Regions from separate parts of the Mus musculus genome. Here region 2 is linked to region 1. The links are chromatin loops, found by intact Hi-C in ENCODE. Cell type or tissue: heart. All regions are shown on one strand.

The links. Hi-C counts contacts between places; a loop is a spot of excess contacts. Peaks named below come from ENCODE experiments on the same cell type or tissue, not always from the same donor. Only the 100,000 strongest peaks of a DNase experiment are listed, where the experiment ranks them.
Region 2: it touches region 1 in a loop (5-fold over the local background); 2 of 42 quality-filtered maps call a loop at or near these places.

Annotation. Positions count from the first base shown.
Region 1 is chr19:36,551,516-36,559,515 of GRCm38, forward strand. Hectd2 (HECT domain E3 ubiquitin protein ligase 2) reads left to right here and starts at 3,124. Exons shown (of 21, transcript NM_172637.3): 1 at 3,124-3,400. The coding sequence starts at 3,269. Gm41838 (a long non-coding RNA gene) reads right to left here and starts at 2,524. Exons shown (of 2, transcript XR_877830.3): 1 at 2,337-2,524; 2 at 1,410-2,219. In heart, a CTCF peak has its summit at 3,364; DNase peaks (open chromatin) are centred at 2,856, 2,896, 3,176 and 3,526; H3K4me3 peaks cover 2,689 bases; H3K27ac peaks cover 1,539 bases; H3K27me3 peaks cover 288 bases.
Region 2 is chr19:36,406,013-36,414,012 of GRCm38, forward strand. Pcgf5 (polycomb group ring finger 5) reads left to right here and starts at 3,736. Exons shown (of 10, transcript NM_001368691.1): 1 at 3,736-3,897; 2 at 5,944-6,224. The coding sequence starts at 6,113. It also overlaps the pseudogene Gm9042. In heart, a CTCF peak has its summit at 3,760; a DNase peak (open chromatin) is centred at 3,679; H3K4me3 peaks cover 2,959 bases; H3K27ac peaks cover 2,067 bases.

The DNA.
Region 1 (8,000 bases):
ATAATCCCACCATTAGAAGCTTCTAAAGAAAGAGTTGTATAGGTGTAAACAGTATCTGGGTACAGTTTTGGCTTTTGTTTTTAATAAAAATAAGTAAGAAATGCTCTATCTTTGTGTATGTGAAAAACAGAAGTCGTGAACAGGGTCTTAGAGAACATCTCTAGTTGAATAGAACCTATTGTCTACAACTGCGTGTTTGCTTCATTTTGACGGCCAGTGTGTTCCACTTTCTTCTGTAATGCAACAGATTGGATGCATTTTTCTCCAAAAAGTTACAATCATTGTACCCAAGGAAGTATGCCAAACACGGTTAAAAGAAGTATATTTATTGACTTCACTACTTCAGGACCAATACTCAATTGGAATATGAAAAAGACGCTTTCCTTAAAAAGTGTGTCGCAAGGCTGATGAGATAGCTCACTAGATTAAGGAGCTGGCTGCCCAGCTTCACATCTGAGCTCCATCCTCAGGGACTCAGACAACAGAATGAGAGAACTGCCTCATGCTGCCTTCTGACCTCCACATGTGCAACATGGCACATCAAGCGATAAATTAATGTGATAGAACCTTAAAAGTAAGTCTGAAGCACACATTTAAAATAGACCACATGATCATAATGATTGGTTAGGAACCATTCTTAAATGCTCTTTCAGAACCAATTTTGCTGTTGTTCAGTACACTATTATTACTGTGTGTAATTAAAGGGGTGCTCTGTCAGCTAGACTTTCCATTGCCTTCCAACTCTTATCTTTGCCATTCATTCCTCTTTGGATATAATCTCTCTAAATCCCATTTCATTGCCCCATGCCACCCCGTTCCCCTTTAGGTCTTTTGCCTTCCTAAATCAGATGAAAAACCTGATTGATCAAGTCCAGTTGCATCTGGACTTAGAAAGGTCCCCACACTTGACCATTACATTTGGTGTCACTGAAAAGCGTCTTCAGCACATCTTTATGCATAGCAGCCAGAGCTCTGTCTGACTCCCCTCAACCCCCAGATCCAGTAGGTACACACAAAAAGTTTTTCGTGACAGTTGCCTTACAAGTTCTGCCAGAGTTATCATTCTAGCTTACCAAGAGCACCCCCATCTACCTCCCAGTCCTTACCCGGGGCTTGTATGAAAGAGACTTTAAGTGGTACATTATGAATCATGTATTTAGTAGGAAGTGGAAACAAATTCATCATGATGCTTATCTTTCCTATATAGAGCTCCCAGCAGAATAAACCAATGGGCTTGTTTCCATTGCCTTATCTCGTCTGGAGCAGTAGAAATGAACACTTCTGACTTGCCAGTTTTTTTGCCAATATCTAAATATTTTTGTTCTATTGAATGTGACTAGATGTACAGACACACTTTTATTTTGTCTCACACATGAAAAGTGAAAGCATAAGGCATGCGATCCAACTCGTTTCTGATCCAAGTATTTTAATAGCAAATTACTAAATTTGGTTGTAGACAATAGGAGAGATAACCCACCATCATTTCAGAATTTATTCTACCAGTCTAGACACAGTAGCATGGTACATCTTGAATCGTATTTAAAATGAAAGGTTGGTTTTACAATGTTTGTTACCAGTTTTCAGCATGCTGGCCTGCTAAAAGAAAACAGATGTCTATGAGATAGTCCGGAGATTTAAGAAGAGAGGTCTAAAAACAAAAATTCAAGAAAAAGGAGACAGAAAAGGGTGTTGCAAAGTAGTGCCTGTGTCATTTGGCTCTAAAGATTATGAAATACCTGGCTACTTTATTCTACTTATTGTACACCTTTTGTTATTAATAGAGAAACGATGGTGACAGCAATTATATTAAAACTACAAATACTTCCTAGAAATAGAAGCAAACTTTATAATTTCCAAAGTAATACAGTAGGCACTATCCGATTCACTTTATTGCTTGCTACAAATTCTGGGCTTGAAAAACAACCTCATGCCAGGAAGAACTGTAACTATTTATTTAGTTCTGCGGACTCTGAATTATATAAAATGACAGTCACCAAATCCCCTCTGAATTTGTTTCAGAGATATTCTTGCTTCTTGTATTTGGAGCTGAGTATTCTTGGATTAGAAAATTCACTTCACCATGAATAAAATAACGAAGTCTCAACTAAAAATCCCAAGACCTCAATGTCGAGAAATTCTCTATTTTTAGTAAGTGGTACAGTGAATACTTCCTCTCTCCCTTCTCCTCCATCAGCAGGTGTCTCTGCCATTCCAGCAGACTGATAAAAGGAAAAGGAGGGGGCGAGGAGAAAGGAAATTGTCTAAGTCGTCGTCGGGTGGTGGAGGTGGGGATATTTTAACATGACGATTTAAAGTAATTTTTTAAACGTTCTTACCCAGAATTTATTACGAGGTTTATTATGGATTACTCAGCAGTTTGGATCTGTCCATCTGTAACTTATAAACGGAAGGGGACAAGGGATTAGAGGGAACGAAGGACGGCGGGGGGCGGGGAGAGCAAAATGTAGGCGCGTGGGCACGGAAGGGAGAGGCGGACTTGGCAGTCATGAGGGACCGCGGCTCAGAAATGGAAAGTGTGGCCTGGCCGTCCTGCCCTGGAGTGTGTGTGGGAGGGGAGCACGGTGTCGCATTGTCCTCTCCCGACCCTAAGCGCTTCTCCCGTAGGATGAGGCCAGGAGAGGACACGGGGAAAGAGTTAGTCATAAGGATGCTCAGGTGAGCGGTCTCCCAGTCTCCCCGGCGCTGGAGGCACTGGAGGAAAGATCAGGGGGCAGACATGACCCCGAGTCCGCTTCCTGAGCGCGAGTTTAAAGGTCAAAGGCCACCAGCTGGGTCAAAGGTCCCCGGCTCACCTGCCACTCCAGGTGAAGGGAAAGCCAGGGTTAGAATCCGTGTCACAGCCTTTACAAGGCCTGTCGCCCTCCCACCACAGCCCGCGACCAACATGGCGACCAGGCGCCCCCCAGCTCCCGCCCCGCGCCGTCTCCTCAGCGGTCCCCGCGCGTGACGCGGGGCCGCGGTCTGAGCCCCGGCCGGCGGACCCGCGGGAGCGGAGCGCGGCCGAGGGCGCGAGCCGGGCGCACGCAGGGGGTGGGCGGCGGAGCCTGGCGGCCAGCCCGGGGGCGCGCGCACACGCGCGGGCGCGCGACGGGCCGCGGGCGCGCGCGGGGGCGGGGGCGGCGCGGCGGCGGCGGTTGGAAGGAGCCCTCTCGCGGCCGCGGCAGCAGCAGCAGCGCCCGCCCCGGCTGCAGTCCGGCCGCCGCTGCCGCCGCCGCCACCGCCTCGCGCCTCAGCCGCCCGGCCAGACATGAGTGAGGCGGCTCGGGATCTCTCGCCCGGAGCGCCGCCGGCGGTAGCCGCGGCCGCCCCGGAGGAGAGGAAGGGGAAAGAACCGGAGCGCGAGAAGCTGCCGCCCATCGTGACGGCCGGCGCAGCCGCGGTAGGTGCGGCGGGGGCCGGGGGGCGCCCTGGGCGGTGGGTTGAAGGCGGCCTGGAGAGGGGACAACAGGGAAGTTGCGCCTCGAGGGCAACGGCCATCACTTGGGAACCGCGCCTTCCACGCTCGGGGAGTGGGGTCCGCTGCCTGATGCTGGGTGTTTGCTTGTTTTCGGGGGGTCTGGCTCCCGACTTTCTGCTGAGGGTCGGCATCCTCTGTTGGATGAGCATGGGTGCCAGTTGGGCGTCAGGGAGGTTTTCCCTGAGTGGGAGAACCTGCCTGTGGGCGCCAAGGCAGCGCTTCCCTTCGCTTTTGCGGTCCTTTCTCCCCTCGGGTTGAACAGTCTCAGAGAGGAGTTTCCTCCTAATTCTGACCTTTCCGTTGCTATCCGGGTAGTGGGAGGCAGTTGCCTCCCTGGATGCTTTTATTTTTTTCATACGGTACTGACGTGTGATTTGAAGGAGCGAGGCTTTTTCTTCTTTTAAAACTCGGCTATCCAAGCTTAATAAGCGTGGTAATTTCCCAGCTGGATTTTGCAAGGGTTAATTTGGAAGGCGCTCTCAGCCTTCAAACTCCATACTGCCAAATGATGTCATGGGACATCATCCCCTCTCTCCCTTCCCCCTGTTTGTACTTAGTGGTTGGGAGTCTGGTTGCTTTATGATTAACTTCTGGTTTTGACATTTTTATTTGACATAGTATTTAAATACTTTGGGCAAGTTTGCTTTCAAGTATTTAAAGATTATGACTTGTCAACGCATCTGTACGTGACAAAATAGTAAAAGTTTGGGGAATATTATACATTTAAAAAAATTTCTACTTGCAATTAGTTTCTAGAAGCCGCCCTCCTAAATGACTAGGAACTTACTAAAATAGCTCACTCTTCTTTATAAAGTATTAGTATCAGAATAATGTTATGATTTGGTAGGTTTTTCAAAAATGTCTGAAGCCTGTAATAACTGGAAATTGTTAAAGACAACTCTTTTATCATAAGTCAGCACAGCAGATTTGGACAGCAATGACACACATTTTAAAAGGATAACTACAACTGATTGGTAAATTGCAGCTGTAGTTAGGAATTACCTTGGGAGATGCTTTGAAGCAATTTGTCATTCATATTGTAGTCTGTTGGTGCACAGGGTTTTCACAGCTTTTTATGTAGGACTTCTTAATGCCAATGTAGTTTGTTTGTTTCAAGTCTGGGTATGTGTCTAGTGTGTGTATACGTGTGAGTATGGGTATATGTGTATGGAGGTCACATATACATGTGACCTGGTGTTGGTTGTCACCCCATGCTTTGGCAGTTTTTTCCTAAGGTGGTTATTAAGAGGGAAAATGTAACATCTGCTTTTAGAAGCAATGTTATGAGTTTAGTGTCTAACAGCAAGTACCTTTCCCCAAATTATTTATATATAGTGAAGAATATATTATATATAGCAAATAATGTCTATTATTTATCAATATTATTTACATATAATTTCAGTGGAACTGAAAGAAAGGTTTGGAACTTAACAGAAGCTGATACAGTGTGGCTGGAAGTCTAACATTTGTTATCTGAAGCACATAGGTCTTAGTAATTTCAAGTTTTTCAGATTTTAAGAAAGTAATCCTTTTAAGTATTACCACATGTAATAACTACAGTGAAGTCCTGGCCAATTTCCTGGCATCAGTAGTATCTAAAACTGTAGCCAATGTATTGTTTGTTCTGTTCAGTGGAATAAGGTTAAAAACTCTTACTTGCCTTATGGCATTTCAAGGCACATCCACATTTGTGCTACCAAGTGAATTGCAAAGACACTCTTTTTCAGGATGTAGACTAGTCAAAGAGCCTATAGTTTAAGAATTTTTAAAAAATCTTTGAACATGGAGGATAAAAACAGTTTGGAATAGAAAACTTGGGATTCTGAGGCAGTTTCTGGTGGTGCCTTAAAATTTCTTTTGACCTTGATACTGCTGTTGGATTTTTCAATGGAAATTTTAAGAGGAAAATGCAAGTATGTATTGCATATTTTTCAAGAGGATTTTCAGAGCTGAAATTTTGAGGCATCATGATAAAAAGCCTAAGGAAAAAAAATGCTGACATCTGAAGATGAGGAAAGCCAGGGCATCTGGGATGACCGGATTCTCCAGTAGAGTGGGGAAGACTTGATGGAATGTGGTGGAAAGAGAAAGACAGTTTATTGCCTCCTAGTTTATTTCTGAACTCTGTAGGGCTTAAGCAGAACTCAAGGTTTGTTTAGTATCCTAATTGACATCAGGAACTTTGGGGACCCTTTTAGTGATTCTTCCTTTTTGCCCAAATTAATAGCTCCACCCTTCCAACTTGAGTTTATATTTCAATTCAAGTGGCCCTGTAATCATGTGGGGTTTTTTCCCTCAGAAAATTAGTGTGTCATGGTTATGACGGTGTAGAAACAAGTAAGAGTGACAGCTCACGAAAATAAAGAAGAGGTCAGATTATGCTGATCCTAATAAGGCCAAAAAATATAAGCTATATTCTGAATGTTTAAAGAGGGGTGCCATGATGGGAGAGAGAATGGTAGAAACTGTAAATTCTGATACTACCTCTATGCCAAATTCCATTCAGAAGATTCCTGACACAGGTCTCAAACGAGACTGACTGTAGAGTTACTTTGGTAGGATGTTGGTCCTGACTCACATCCCACCCTAAGATACCAGTTTTCAATCTGATGCACAGTAAAAATCAACTGGGAAGCACTATGACGGCCTAAATGCAAGCTTTTTTGTTTGTTTGGTTTTTGGTTTTTCGGGACAGGGTTTCTCTGTATAGCCCTGGCTTCCTGGAACTCACTCTGTAGACCAGGCTGGCCTCGAACTCAGAAATCCACCTGCCTCTGCCTCCCAAGTGCTGGGATTAAAGGCGTGCGCCACCATGCCCGGCCCAAATGCAAGCTTTTTAAATCAGAATTTCTGAGACTGGAGACATATTTTTCTTTTAACTTCTTGGTAAAACTAAGAGTGAACACTGATGCTGTAATGTACTGAATTAAAAGCTATGAGCACAGCTCAGCAATCTGTGTTTTAAAACTACACCCTCATCCCAAATCTGCTTAGCAATAGCTGTCAAAGTGGTTCTATGAAAGATGGGGTGCAGGGGTTAGTGAAAGGGATGGCTGTTTAAGTGTCTCAGTGAGAGATGCTCAAGAGGCCCCAGGTGATGGAAATTAGACATACTGAATTCACTAAGGCTGGCAGATTGAAATGGAGACAAATATGTAAATTAGTGATTTAATACAAATATTAGAAAAACATGGTAAATAAAGGAGAAAATACACAAAGGAGAGACAGAATTAACTGTGGCAAGTAGGGACGAGTTTTATTGCTTCCTTCAGTATTTAATGGGCTGAATGGGAAAGAGAGGTTCTCACTGGAATTGACTATACCAAGGAATTAAATAGATTCAAAAAAGATAAATTTTATATAACTAGGGAGGTGAAATCAGTTTAAACTGTGTGTGTGTACATGCGTGAGTGTGCATGTATGTGTGTGTACATGTGTATTTTGCTGAGGATCAAACTCAGGGCTTTGTGCACATGCATTCTATCACTGAGCTACATTTCCATCCCTAGTTTGGAATTCAAAGGGAAGCTTGCCCCCAAATAGAAGATGAGGAACTGTGCCAAGTAGGCAGTAGAAGCGTTTAAGAGAAAACACAAGGTGTGTGCAGAGGACAAGAGTGACAAGTTTGTGTTGTGTATGAATGGGCTTGCTGGAACCTCTGGACCATGATGGAGCTACCAGTCACTGAACATATGTTATGCTTAGCTTTGCACTAACTGGGGTAGAAACACAGACAAGGCTTAGCCAGAATGTCGCACCTCCGGTGATCTGGGGCTAATGGATAACAAGCAAATCAGTATGTAAAAGCCACAGTAATTCTAATGTTCCTAGTTATACAGGACCAGTTAGTTCTACTTTAAACAGTGGGAACTTAAAATTTTGAAAACAATTAGGGGAAAGGGAAAATTGGCTTTCTGTTTAATTGGCAAATGTTCAGGGGGGTGTGTAGTATGTTTTTGTTGGGATGTGTTACGTTGTATGTACATGTCTATGGACCAGAGTCCTTACAGAGTTTATACATGGTTCAGAAAAGATGGTTGGTAAAATCTTATCTCTTTTTGTTAATTGATCTCAATAAAAGCCCACTGGAACTCCCCCCCTCCCCAGAAAAAGCCACAATAAGCTACAGAAACAGTTTGCAATATGGAGATGATCAGTGTGTGCAGAGCCATGAAGAAAGGCCTTGAAGTAAAGGTAATTATTTAAGCTGGCTGGCCATTGAAGGAATGATAGAATCTGAACGAGCGAAAGGAATATGTAAACAGTGGGGAAAATAACTTGAGAGGCCTTAAAGAGAAAAATAAATTAAGTAACAATAAAACAAGCCCAATGGAAACTTGCCGAGGACTTGTGGGAGTTATGTAAGGATGCTCGAGGGCTGGAGAAGGTTGGACATTTCCACTGTGGTTAATGGGAAGCCTTTGGAATTCCTCGAATAGAGGAACAACATAATGAAGTTGTTGGTAGTGTGTAGTTAAACTGGAGGAAGTAGGAGGAAGAAAGTGAAGGAAGGAGGGTTGTG
Region 2 (8,000 bases), 150 kb before region 1:
GAGGCAGAGCTTTGACAGTGGAAGAAAATAAGTGCAGGGATTGAGAAGAGGAAGAAGATGGAAGCAGATAGGGTTGAAGTGAAAAGACCAAAGTACTAATCCCTAGTTCCAGCCATCACCACGTGGCTGTTCTTAGTTGCTTCTTTCTACAATTCCTCAGAAGGTTGCAAACTGTTTTTTGTTCGTGAATGTTTCTAAACTGCTCTTCTGAAGGCCCTGAGTTCAATTCCCAGCAGCCACATGGTGGCTCACAACCATCTGTAATGAGATCTGACGCCCTCTTCTGGTGTGTCTGAAGACAGCTACAGTGTACTTATTTATAATCGTTAATAAATCTTTGGGCCAGAGTGAGCAGGACTGAACAAGCGGGGTTGACCGGAGCAAGCAGAGGTCCTGAATTCAATTCCCAACAACCAGATAAAGGCTCACAACTATCTGTACAGCAACAGTGTACTCATATATATAAAATAAATAAATCTTTCTAAAAAATGAGTGGTGGAAATGGGTGCTGTTACTAGCTCTCCTCCTCTTCTGCCCCTTCTCCATCCATTTGTGTAGGGTGGGGAGGCAGGCAGTTCTTAAGTTATTCTGTTAACTGTGTATCCCATAACTTCATGTACTTGAGAATTTCTAAAAGGCATAAATAAAACTGAACTGATGCTTTTGTCTTGGCTCAACCCAAATCAGCTGTGATTTTTGGATTTGCACTTTGTGGGGGGTTGGGGGTCTTGTGTCTGTAAAATGAAGTGAAACATTCATGTCCCAGTGCTATATACTTAGAGCACCAGGAATGCGTTGATCTATCTTGCCATTGTTTTTGTTGTTATTTTTAAAAAATATTTATTTATTTATTTATTTGTTATATGTAAGTACACTGTAGTGTGTCTTCAGACACTCGAGAAGAGAGCATCAGATTTCGTTATGGATGGTTGTGAGCCACCGTGTGGTTGCTGGGATTTGAACTCAGGACCTTTGGAAGAGTAGTCAGTGCTCTTAACCACTGAGCCAGCTCATCAGCTTCTTTGTTGTTATTTTTAATCAGACTAATGTTTATATTTTAAATTACTTTTCCGTGGGTCTTATTGTTTTATTTTCTCGAAGCACTGGGAATTTATAGCTTTGTATCTGCAGGGCAAGCAAATCACTTGCTTTTTTTTTTTTTTAAATAACTTTTTTGGGGTAAGAGACTCAGATGGTTTCTAAAGAAGAGAGAGAAGAAATCGCAAACTGGTGAATAAGAATTGTCCCATTTGAGCCAGATATTTGAATGCTTACTTATCAAGTTCATCAGGGGTGGGCTTTCAGGTTTCAAAAGTACATGCCGAGCCCACTCTCTCTCTTGGCCTAACTGGGATCAGGAATTAGCTCTTAGCTACTTCTCCAGCCTGCTACTTCACACCTGCCTGCCACCATGTCCTCTCCTGGGATGGAAATGAGCTAGTCCCTGGGGCTGTCAGCAAGCCCCCAGTTAAGTGCTTTTTCTTCCAGAAGAGTTACCGTGGTCTCTGGTCTCAGTTTCTCTTCACAGCAAAGAATGGATGACTAAGACACTGTTTGGCTTCAAATGTAAGTAGGGACTCAAAACACTGGTGTCCCCACAAAGGATGGGACCCAATGGCATCTCTCAGTCTTACTCCAGCATCTCCATTTCCACGGCCACCGCAGGGGACTGCGTAGGGCTTTGGCATCAGCACTCCCTCTCTCCCTCCTTTGCTGGGGTATGTCCTCCCGGAGTCCGAGTCCAAGATCATTTCTGAAAATACTGGGCAGCTCACTTACCGATCACCAACTGCATTCCTCTCGGAGTTCTCAATGTTTGTACTCCTGGAAAAGACATTTAAAACACTTGCAGACACAAACTAGAACAATATTAGGCCATTGTGTGTGTGCTACAGTGTATATAACAGGATCTTCCATTTCACATTTTAATAGAACTTAGTGTGCAATCCATTGCCTATTTTATTTTATTCTGGTTTTTCGAGACAGGGTTTCTCTCTGTGTAGCCCCAGCTGTCCTGAAACTCACTCTGTAGACCAGGCTGGCCTCGAACTCAGAAATCCGCCTGCCTCTGCTTCCCAAGTGCTGGGATTAAAGGTGTGAGCCACCACTGCCTGGCCCCATTGCCTATTTTAAATATACTAGAAATAGGTTGGCTTTTCTCATTTGGATACATTCAGTATGAAAGACATGAAGCCTACAGTCACTTGACTTGTTTTCTTTTGCTTACTGTAATTACTGTGTCTTGCAGAAGTCATCCCAACCTTGAGTCGGAGTTTCAAAAAGGGGTCCTTAAGAGGATTATAATCACTTAAAGCTCTGTATTCTTCCTGCAGCGATATTCAAATGAATTTGTTTTACCTGCATCTAATTTACCTGTTTAGTTATAAAAATGGCTAGTTTTAAAGGCATCCTGTTCTGCCCCGTGCATTTTAAATTTGAGGTATATCTCTGGACACCTGTGCACGCCTGGATTGTTGTTTTGTTCTTGAAGTCACCTCCGCAATCTGTCACTAGCCAGAGGTTCTGCCTGTCTGGAGGAGATAAAGCGAATGCTCTGCATTCTCTCCGAATTCTTCAGCCACCTTTGCTCTGGCTCGTACAAAAGAGATGCTGGAACTGCAGCCCTGATTCTCTTTCTGGTGTGCAAGATTGAAGGTTACTTTGCAGCTTGCGCTTTGGAGAATTCTCCTTTGATATTTGGTTAGTAAGTGATGGCTACCTTGCTTTGCCTAGGATCCTAGGGATCCTAGATTATAGTCTTCTAAGAAGTGAAGTACTGGGTCTAAGTTATGCTCAGTAGGAATTTATGAGTTTGGGGAAAGCAGTAGGAGAGGAGTATAGGTCACCTTTCAAGGAATCCTCCTTTTCTGTTAATGAATGGTGTCTCCGAAGTCTCAAAGTCCACTAGAAAGAGCACTGGGGTTTTTGTTTGTTTTGAACCTTGCAAACAGCAATAAATTTTTACCACTTTACCTGTATTTGTCAGTGATTCTGATTGCTAGACCTATCATACTGCTACAAGTTCAATGGTGATTTCTAAATAAGGTTCATTGCAAGCCAGTGTCTTCATGTCCAGTACGGCCTCGTGGGTCCAGTGTGGAGAACAATGCCTCCTATGAAACTGTTCTTCGATGTCTTAAGTTATATTTATTTATATGAATGTTTGTGAGTTTGTCCTCTGACCTATAGAGGTCAGAGAACAGCTTGCAGGGGTCGTTCTGTCCATTCTCTCCTTCCGTTGAATGCTGAGGACTGAGCAAGTCTCCTCAGGCATGGCTTCAAGTGCCTTTACCGGCTGAGCCATCTCACCGCCCCAAGGAGAAAATTCAGTGAGGTGACTCAGTGCTCAACGCTGACCATTGCTTTTGAACCGGCCAGGCAAAGCGTACTGGTCATTGTTAAGACTGAAAACAACCCTGAGAGGGATGGCGAGGATAAGAACGGAGATAAAATTCGGCCACAGCTACGTGTCACACAGGAGCAACAAGGGTGGGGGGCAGGGCACTCAGGGTGTCCCAGGCGCCTAGGAGGAGCACGAGCCGGCGGGCGTGGGCTGGGGGCGTGGCCGGCGGGAAGGGGCGTGGCCCACGAGGAAAGGGCGTGGGGACGGGGCGTGGTCGGCGAGAGAGGCGTGGCCTGCGGGCAGGCGGGCGGCTCTGGCGGTTGGAGGTGGGTGGAGCTGCCCTTGGAGGCGGCACCGGCCTGGCCCCGAGGCCCGCCGCGCCCTATCGCGCCAGAGCCGAGTGGCCCCGCGGAGCCCGCGCGCTCCCGCCTGCTGGGGGAGGGCGGACAGGGCGCGGGGGACCAGACAGGCCGCGGCGGGCGCTGTTTCTCTTTCGCTTTCCCGGGCTCGGAGGCGGGCGCGCCGGCGGGCTGAAGAGCGGCGGCGGCCGCTGGGTAGGTACCGCGCGGGGGCGGCCCGGCCGCGCGCCAAGTTTGCGCCGGCGGCCGCGGCGCCCCAGACACCTGCCGCGCCGGGCGCTGGAGCCGGAGCCGCTCGGGGGCGGGGCGGGCGCGCGGGGTTTCGGGGCAGCGCTCGGGGGCGGCGCGGCCGGCCCGCGGAGACTCGTCCTGTCCCGTGGTCCCCGCGCGAGTAGCCCCGGCTCCTGAGCCGAGCACCTGCCCGGCGGTGAAGGGCTCGAACCTCCGGGACCCGCGCCGGCTGACGCGGAAAAGTTGCCGCCGGCCGGCCGCGCGACACCGCAAGCGCTCGCTTCCTTTCCGTGTCGGGGTGACAGGGCTCTGGGCTTGGGATTGGGACTGCGTTTCCCACCGGTTTGCCTCGAGCGAGCGCTCACGTAAGTCCTGGGAGCAAGGGAAAGTCGAGAGAGGAGCGGGGACCCAGGCGAGGATATTAATGCTTTGCTGAAGGTCACGAAGGCCAGAACCCCGACATTGCAATTAATTAAATTACACTTTCTGTCATATCCTTGACACTATTTTCCCAAGGAGTAGACGCTCCGAGCTTATACCCTGAACGTTCACAGTGAGGGTGTGCTGCTGGAATGATGCCTTCTAGACTTTTCCAGTTATTTTATACTCGCCTATGTGTTAACAGCCAAGGTAGTGGAAAAGTTTCTGCCTAATGAGTGAGATTCGTGTAGGATGAACCTACTGAAATCAGCATCTTCATTGTTTTCTAAGGTCATCTTTCTTGTAGGGAATTTGCAAAACTTTTTAAATAACCTAACAAGCTAGTGATTAGTAAAATTCTAAGAAGAATTAATGACATTTCTTCAGTTTTCACTGTTCACTATTTCATTTAATCATCGCCTTTCTAGGTCGCTGGAGCTCTTATTTTTATCTTACAAATAAAGCAATGAAATAAATAGCTACTTGAGACTAACTGTGGCTGGTATCTGTTAGAACTTTCTCACTAATAGAGGAAAAAAAGAATGAATTTTGGTAGAGTGCTTGCCTAACATGCACTGTGCCTGAGTTTGATCCCTGTCACAGTGCAAACTGGGAGTGGTGGGTCACACCTGTATTACCGGCATGCTAAAGGAGGAGGAGGCAGGAGGATCAGAAATTGAAGGTCATCCCCTCTAAACCAGGAGTTGTATGCCAACCTGGGCTATAAGAAACCCAGCCCAGAAAAATAAGAATGAATGAATGAATGAATGTTAAATCAGTGAAAAAAAGTAACTGGGGAGAAGTAAGCATTAGCAAATAGGGATTACAGTGAGGATAGTGTCAGAGAGGGACACAGGGACAAGGATGGTGCAGTGATGAAGAGGAAAGGCATGTTGGACAGAAGATAGGAGCCTGCAGAGTTTATATGGTGGGAAGAGTGGTCCTGTCAGTGTACCTGAAGTGTTGAAGGAAAGGTTAGAGTCAGTTTGCAATGGAAACCAATTAGGAATGTGGTTTACATCTCATGGGACAGGCTAAAAACCTTACATGCTTTTTCTGTTTACAGAGAGGAAGCGCCGACTTTTTATTTTTTCTATTTGAGAAGTACTAACTGTAATAAATAAATAGAATAAACCTGATAGCAGAATGTCAGATGCCCTGCCCGGAGGGTATCTGTCTGAAGAGGGGACATGCACATCATGTTGATTTGACTGTTAACTGGACGGAGAGTACAGAATGGAAATAGAGACCCTTTGGTAGGGGGTTGCTGACTTCAGTTGTGAGACTTGGTCGCTTGTATCGGCAGAGGCTCCTGATAGGAAGTCAAGCAGGTAGTAAAAGCCCAGTACTGCCGAGGAGCAGCCTTAACTGGGTTCAGCAGCTTTGGGTGCCATGAGTTGCAGTGGTAATTGAAGCTTCATAACTGGGTGAATTTGGTAACTCTCAATTAAATGAGAGTAGATTTACAGGTTAATTCTACAATAAAGGTTGTGTCCTGCTCATCACATTTTGACCCTGAAAATGTACTGTTAATGATATTAAATGCAGTATAAGAAATGTGATGCCTTCTCTCTGTGACTTTGGGAACAGGTATGAGAAAGAGAACCGCCAAAAGGAGTGAGTGATGCTCAGTGACCTGCGCTCAGGCTGGACGCTCGCGCCTCGGGACTCCTACAGGAACATTGCGCTAGCTCCTGGGAGCAGCTTTGCATCTCCTTAGTGCTCCTCTGCTTCAACTGCTCAAGCCAGCTGACCTCGAATGGCTACCCAAAGGAAACACTTGGTGAAAGACTTCAACCCTTACATCACCTGCTACATCTGTAAAGGCTATCTGATCAAGCCCACGACAGTGACGGAATGCCTCCATACATGTACGTATTTCTGTGTCCTCCGCTTTCTATGTGAAACCCAAATTCACCTAGGCGTGCGTGCGTGCGTGCCTTTAAAACTGTTGTGCTCTGTTTTGGTCTGGATTTTTAAGATTTAGAAAGTAGTCTTAATTACTTTCAAATTAATTTTCAGAATATTTGTCACTGGTATGCTAATAGCATGAAGTTTTCCTATCAGTTGAATCCTAATACATGTTTACTGTGTTTTTTTTTTTTTTTTTTTTTTCAAGACTGGGTTTCTCTGTATAGCCCTGGCTGTCCTGGAACTCACTTTGTAGACCAGGCTGGCCTCGAACTCAGAAATCCGCCTGCCTCTGTCCCCCAAGTACATGTTGACTTTTAAACCCAGTTTGTAAAATGTTCTTTAAAAGGCTTTAAAATGGTTATGAACTTGCAAAAAGCGAAGTATTTCAGATTTTTAATATTTTCAAAAATGACCCTGAAGGAGTTGGCTCGTGCCTCTGACTGATTCCTTCCCCAATCACACTATTGTCGGCATGCCCGGAGCATCTGGTAGAATGCATGTCTACAGGCCTACTTCCTGGGGAGCTCCTGTGCCCAGCATCTGCCTTTCGAAGGGTTGGCTTGGTAATTCTAGAGCACGCTCAAGTCAAGTTTGAGAATGTTGTAATATTGCTGTAGCTGAGGAATTTTTAGGATTTTACTGTCTCCTGCCTTACAGAGGGAAAATTGTTTTTTTTTAACTACTTGTATGAGTATACATACTTTCTGTGCTTTCTGTTACTATAATTTTATTTTCTTATTCAGTGAAACTTAATCCCAGTAGCCTCAGTTTAATATCTATCATACGTTCTAAACTAGATGCTATATGTGTACCAAGGCCATTTTAGCTTTTCATCAATCTTGAAGCAGTTTGCAGTGGTTATAGGGAAAGAATATTTGGATTATCCTAATTTTTATATGTACGAAAAGTAAGCTTCACTAACCGTGCTCACAGCTGTTGAGTGCTGGGCCTGAATTCACATGCAAAGCTGTTCAGTTTCTATGCTTTTTTCATAATTTCCGTTGAACGTGCTCCCTCCCTCACGAATGGATAGACTATACCCACAAATGAATGAGCCAGATAGAATCACTAGAAAATTAAAATGATAAATGTTATGTTATATATAGTTTAATCACAGTTTTAAACACAGAATTTTACTGAAAGCTGTTTGAACATACTGAGACCTGATGGGTCTTGTGGTCAGGTCTGGTTACATATACTGTGGAAAAGCTATCTAGTGGTATTGATGAATACTCCCCTGGGATGTTAACTGGCTCACGCTGTTCATTAGCAGTTAACTATGAAATGTCTTCTATGGTAATTTGTCCTTGCCTTGTATTTAATTTGAACAATTAATAATTAACTGTCATTGAAAACATGTATTGACTGCCTACTACGTGTCAAGTGCAGTGCTAAATACAGATACATTCTAGGAAGGGAAACGTAAATAGATTCAATATTTATTGGTGACGAAGAGCATGAAAAGGAGCCGATTGTAGGCAGGGGCAGGGTTACTTTATATGATGTCATGTCAGCTTCTCTGTGCTGTTTATACAGAACGCTTAAGTGGTTGAGCGCTACAGGGAGAACCTTCTAGAAGAGAGATTAGCGAGTAAGATCAGAGAGTTTGACCTGGACTATGCGTGGCAGGATCTAAGAGCATCGTATCAGTTAGAAGGCACAAGTGCGTGCACACATATGCCACCTGTAAGACTTAGGCTTCAAAGGTAGTGTGATTTGGGATGGAGGCAGGG